Regions from separate parts of the Mus musculus genome. Here region 1 is linked to region 2. The links are chromatin loops, found by intact Hi-C in ENCODE. Cell type or tissue: heart. All regions are shown on one strand. Each heading gives the region's core, and the rest is flanking DNA. Links, peaks and the distances in the headings are about the cores only.

Region 1 (2,917 bases), core at 242-2,741, 280 kb after region 2:
ATCTAAAAATATGTTTAGCCAGGCATGGTGGCACATGATTTTAATCCCAGCACTTGGGTGATCTCTGTGAGTTTGAGGTCAGCCTTGTCTACAGAGAGAGTTCAAGGACAACCAGTGCTACACAGCAAAACCTTGCCTCAAAACAAAACAACATGACAAAAAAAATGTACATGTATATGCTTGTGTGTGTGTGTGTGTGTGTGTGTGAGAGAGAGAGAGAGAGAGAGAGAGAATAAGTTGCCAAGTCCATGCAATGGTATATACATATATACACTGGAGAACTAGATGCAAAAGTTCAAGGCCAGCCTCACAGAGCTACTTACTGAGTTCAGGGCCAGCCTGGGCTATGTGAAATGTCTTAAAAGTTCATAGGCTAGCAGTCAAGATAGCAAAAGACAAAACTAGAACAGTTAAATCACACTGAGAGAGGTGACAGACACTTTCAAGCATCTGGAGGTGAGGGCATAGGGAGATGTGGTTATACATGGACAAATTCACAACAGAGAATGATGGTGAGGGATGTTGAGGTCCGAAAGAACCTCAGTGTAGTGTGGGAATGTGCTGCTCAGTAGGACTGTGGCCGGGAGAACAGAGTTGGAAGACAGGAGAGTTAGAACTTGGGAGGCTCCAAGATACTAGATATTGTCTGTGCCCGGGAATTGGAATTTCATTCCTAGGATTTTAGGGGTCTTTGAATGCTTCTTGAATGGATTAACCACATTGTCAAACTTGCACTTCAGAAAAGTTCATGCTCCGGGACGTCTGGAGAGTGAGCTGAGATAGATAATTAAGAAGCAGTTGCAGTGATTCGGGAGAATTAATGGGACTCAAACTAGGGCGGTAGCAGAGGGGATACAAGGAGGGAGGTGTGGGAGAGGAGAGGCTCAGAACCTGGGAGGATCTCAGGTACCGTGGCACAGGGAGGAAGTGAGGGTACACAGTCCCCCAGTACAAGAAGGAAGAGGAGTGACACAGAGTTCACTTGGAGCCTAGTGAACCTGAAGAGCCTGTGAGAAGCCCAAGACAATTTGTCAAGTCACGACTGGACACTGGAGTCTGGGCCACTGCATAGGTTTGGAAGCCTTTGGGTGGTGACAAATGACAGAGTAAAGTAGACAATACCTTACTCTAAGCTAAGCTGCCCAGGAAACGTTTCCTCTAGCCACTATGCAGAAGACTTGAAGAGCAAAGAGATCAGTTAAGAGGAATCAGAGACCGGGGGACTCGGACACACGGAGTCTTGGAAGTCAGCAAAGCTGTCTTCAGTATCAGACTTGGACCACTCATTGTTTGCAGAGCACATCCCACCTCAGAGCCCAGTTTACCCTCACAAAGGCTCAGATAACAGCAGACCTGCTAATTAACCCAAGAACTGAACCTTGAACTGGAGTGTTCTGACCAAAGCCAGATACTCTCTTTCCTCTGTCCACCATCTTGATAAATTCTCCCTACATCCTGTGACCTGCAGGGGCAGTGAGTTCCATCACCCTTTTCAAGCAGAGATACTTAAGTGGAAACCCCACCTCTGCATGTCTGCTCACACAACCTTTTGGTTGTAGATGTTTTTTACCTTTTTGCTGCTCTGAACTCTCCTCGGCCAAGCCCTAGCTGAAGTCTCTCTCCAGTGTCCCTGAAGACTGCTACTCTCTCTGACATTTCCCTTTTCTAAATCCCTGAGGCAACTACAGTTCCGGATGACCCCTTAATGAGTCACGCTCTTGTGTAACCCCCTCCCTTGAAGGTAAGTAGAACCCGTGACTTGCTTCTGGGCAATAAAATGTGCCAAAGTTGACAGCTGTGTCACACCCATGATTCTGCTGTGTCAAGTAAGGCTGCTTCTTAGCAAGACTGGTCCTGCTGGCTTTGGGGAAGGTTCAGAACTGTCTAGGAGGCAACCCACATACGTGAAGCAACAGGGGACTTCAGAACCTGAGTGGCTCTTGGGGATAGGAAGACCATAGGTCCCTCCAACTTATATCCTCATGAAATTCTGCCAACAAACACATGACACGTGGAAGAGGACCCAAGTGCCACAAAGAAACCGCCTAACAGAACCTTGATTGTAGCCATGTGAAATCTGAATAGAGGCCCCAAACAAGCTGTGCCTAGATGGACTCTTGACACCAAGCCCTCCAATAGGAAGAACAGCTGTTTTAAGCTGCTGGGTCTGTAGTAACAAAAACAGCAAAAGGAAAATCAATGTAACTCCTTACTGCATCTATGGTCAGCACAGCTCAGTTTAGAACATGACAGAGAGTATTTAGCTGGGCTTTACCTTCCCAAGCTGAATGCAAGCTTCCAGAAAATGGCAAACTGGTCCTTGCAGAGGGCCCGAGTTTGAGTTCCAGCATCCACATAATGCCTCACAACCATCCACAACTTCAATTCCACAGTATCACATACCCTCTTCTGACTTGCAAGGGCACCAGACAAGCAAGTGGTGCACAGACAGACAGACAGACAGACAGACCTGTAGGCAAAACACTCATACACAAAGGAAAGCAAGCAAGTTCCCCAGCAGTCACCTTCCTAGTGTTCTCTCCTGTCTCACATGCTAATAAGCTAAACCAACCATTGACAACAACAAACACAACTGCCTTGGCTAGTTTAAACGAGTCAAGACTGTCTCCTGACACTAAGAGTAGGGCTGTCCCTGAATGTATAGCTTCCAATGAATACCAGACTCAAATTGGAGTTCTGCAAATACAAAAGGTGGGAGCAAGAAGAGATAAAAAGTTAGAAGGGTGGGCTTTGAGACGCTTCCACATGACACCACTTCGTCTCCATGGAGATATGAAAGCAAGAAAGAGAGAAAGAGAGAAAGGAAGAGAGAGAGAGAGAGAGAGAGAGAGAGAGAGAGAGAGAGAAAGAAAGAAAGAAAGAAAGAAAGAAAGAAAGAGGAAGAGAGGAAAAGAGA
Region 2 (2,917 bases), core at 158-2,657:
AAAGAGAAAGCTTTCAGATAAAAATGGGTGTCTTGGCCAGGCGTGGTGGCACACGCCTTTAATCCCAGCACTTGGGAGGCAGAGGCAGTTGAATTTCTGAGTTCGAGGCCAGTCTGGTCTACAGAGTGAGTTTCAGGACAGCCAGAGCTACATAGAAAAACCCTGCCTCGAAAAACAAAACACAAAAAACAAAAAACAAACAAAAAAAGGGTGTCTTAGGTAAAAGACAGAAGAACTTGAAGGCATATAAGACTCACTGTGAAACAGAGTAGAGAACAACTATTATTATTGTTATTTGACTTTATTTATATGGGTGTTTTGTCTGTGCACCACATGCATGCCTGGTGCCCACAGAAACCAAAAGAAAGAGAGGGTATCCAATCCCCTGGAACTGGAATTGCAAACAGCTGTGAGCTGCCATGTGGGCGCTCAGATTCTAACCATTGCTTTTAAACTTACGAACCATATCTCCAACTCAATGCAGATTTCTCTTCCTTTCTTTGTTTTTGTTTTGCTTTTTGTTGTTTGGTTTGGTTAGGTTTTTGAGATAAGGTATCATTATGTTGTCTTAGCTGGTTTGAACCACCCACCTCTGCCCCTAAGTGCTAGAATTAAATGCTTTATGACACCACTATCCAAATATTAGACTATCCACAACTCCTTCTATTAGTTTTTCATTTCCTTTGTAATTATCATTTTAAAACTAGTCAATCACAACAAACGCCGGGCAATTGGGGTCAGGGGAGCGTGGGGCAGTCACCACCTGTCCCCTGTGTGCTTGCTAACTGTAGTTGGATCTTGGTGCACCCTTTGACAAAAATAATTGCTTTGCTTCTGTATTCCTTTGTGGGACACTGAGATTCTTCTGTTCCCAGCACAGAAAGAACAAATCAGTGAATCAACGGATAGTCTTTAAACTAACAGGCTCCCATTAGACAGTTTGGGCTAACTCTATCGAGCCAGACCAAGAGCAATTTCTTTGATAGAGACGGTTCTTACTAGAGTAAAAGTTGATATACATTTTCAGTACACAGACACATATGCGCGCGTGCGGAGAGAAGGGGCACCTGAAGAGTGTACCTGTTAAATAGTAGAGACTGACAGAGTTTTAAATGTATGTGCACGTGTTCTACACCCAGAAGACCAACACCATCAACCCGCACCTAGTGGTTATCCACTCCTTGTGTGTGCTCCTGTTCGGCCGAGATGATGAGTCTTTCGCTGGCTGGAGCGTTAAACTGCCTGTGAACAAGGAACTAAACTAGGCTGTCTCGCTGCGCCAGTGCAGTAACCGTGGCTGAGAGCCGGACGCAAAATCTCCCGGAACCAAAAGCGGGTGTAGAGGATTCGGTCCGCCCGGATTCGGAGAGGCGCCAGCACTGTGGGCGGCGCGCGGCTCCGCCCTCCACCCGCCCGCCTCCACAGTTAATAGCCCAGAGTCGGCGTGTGGATAGTGTGGCTCTTTCTGGAACAGAGCAGAGAGCAGCGTCCTGCCCTCGGCTTGAGCAATGCTGAGAAACTGCGCTATGCGCCTGCGCACTCTTGGGGCCACGCCTGCGAGGCGGCCAGGAGCAGCTAGGGTGAGTCCCGGGACGCTTGCTTTCGTGGGGCGAGAAGGGGAGACAGCACGACCGAGACTAAGCTAACACCTGCCCCTGGCTGTGACGGGGCTCTTGGGCTCTTCTGCCCTGAGATTCGAATCGGGAGGAGCCGGAAGGGAAAGTGACTCAAGGTTGAACTAGGTCTGCAGGGATGGGATCGCCACTACTAAGACTGAGATAATAAGAAAGGATAAGCAAGGTCACCCAGAAAACTGTGAAAGAGCCATTATTGACCCCTGGAGAAGACCATTTATCCTTAGCAGGGATCTAATCCTGATAGACTCTGATTCGTTATAACCAATTCAGGAAGAAGTAGACTTCTGATTGTCAGATAATTACTCCCTCTCTAGCCCGTTTTCATCATCTTAGAGGATGTTATGAGACTAAATGAGATAATGCAAGGGAAGCATTTAGCATACCTGGAATGTAAATCTTAAATGTTGCCTGTCCATATTTTTATCCCTGCCTTTGTTCTATTGATGTAGTCAATACTTGTTGAGCTCCAACTCACGCCCGCGTGTGTGTCCGTGTGTACTGAAAATGTATATCGACAGTAAGAACTGTCTCTATCAAAGAAATTGCTCTTGGACTGGCTCGATAGAGTTAGCCCAAACTGTCTAATGGGAGCCTGTTAGTTTAAAGACTATCATATATGTCAGGTGTGATTGGCCACTGACGATAGGTCGTATTATAGTTAGCTAAGGGGAAAAAACGTTCCGCCCAAGAAATTTACGGGTTTAATTTGGGAGAATGGGATCAGTTTGCCAAATCAAATGTTTGTATACAATGTGTTGTAATAAAGAACGACAGCTGACAGGGAACAGCTCTGTATTGAGAAATGAAAAAGAACTTTGATTATTAGGGGAGTGGCATCTCTCTCAAGCTATTGCAGCTTCCTGCTAGACAATAAGAGGGCTGGAGGCCCTGGGTGATAGACACACACACACAATTTTAAAATAATGATGAATGTTGATGTATTGACATCAGCCAGGTACCATCTTGCCGATTAGAAAAGAAAATGATTCGTGCTAGTCTTACAACAACAAATATGAATTAGTTTAATTACATGTTGGAGCCTGGCAGTCTGTGCTGAGCTGAGAACATTACAGCATTAGTATTTGCAGGCCTTTTTTTTTTTTTCATCATGCTGCTTTTGATTTAGTAACGTATCTTAAAAGGAGGCAGAAAAAGTCATAACTTATTTTACAAGTACAAGTCCAACTTCCATAAATGTATAACTAAAGATCAAGCATGACCTTTCCCCTGCTGAGAACAAAGGGTAATGATTATCCCTACAACTTGTCCTTTATTCATAG

Evidence for each region. A loop is a pair of places that touch in the nucleus more often than their neighbours do. Peaks named below come from ENCODE experiments on the same cell type or tissue, not always from the same donor. Only the 100,000 strongest peaks of a DNase experiment are listed, where the experiment ranks them.
Region 1: a loop joins it to region 2, with 5 times the contacts of the local background. A loop is called at or near these places in 1 of 42 quality-filtered maps.

The regions. Positions count from the first base shown.
Region 1 is chr3:94,586,413-94,589,329 of GRCm38, forward strand. No RefSeq gene overlaps it. Among named protein-coding and RNA genes, the nearest start is that of Snx27, 5.2 kb to the left of the region's middle. In heart, for the core only: no CTCF peak of the experiment used is centred there; a DNase peak (open chromatin) is centred at 1,729.
Region 2 is chr3:94,308,709-94,311,625 of GRCm38, forward strand. It overlaps Them4 (thioesterase superfamily member 4), which reads left to right and starts at 1,424. Exons shown (of 6, transcript NM_029431.1): 1 at 1,424-1,580. The coding sequence starts at 1,509. It overlaps Gm36010 (a long non-coding RNA gene), which reads right to left and starts at 1,345. Exons shown (of 4, transcript XR_867460.2): 1 at 1,164-1,345. In heart, for the core only: a CTCF peak has its summit at 1,529; a DNase peak (open chromatin) is centred at 1,493; H3K4me3 peaks cover 1,848 bases; H3K27ac peaks cover 1,364 bases.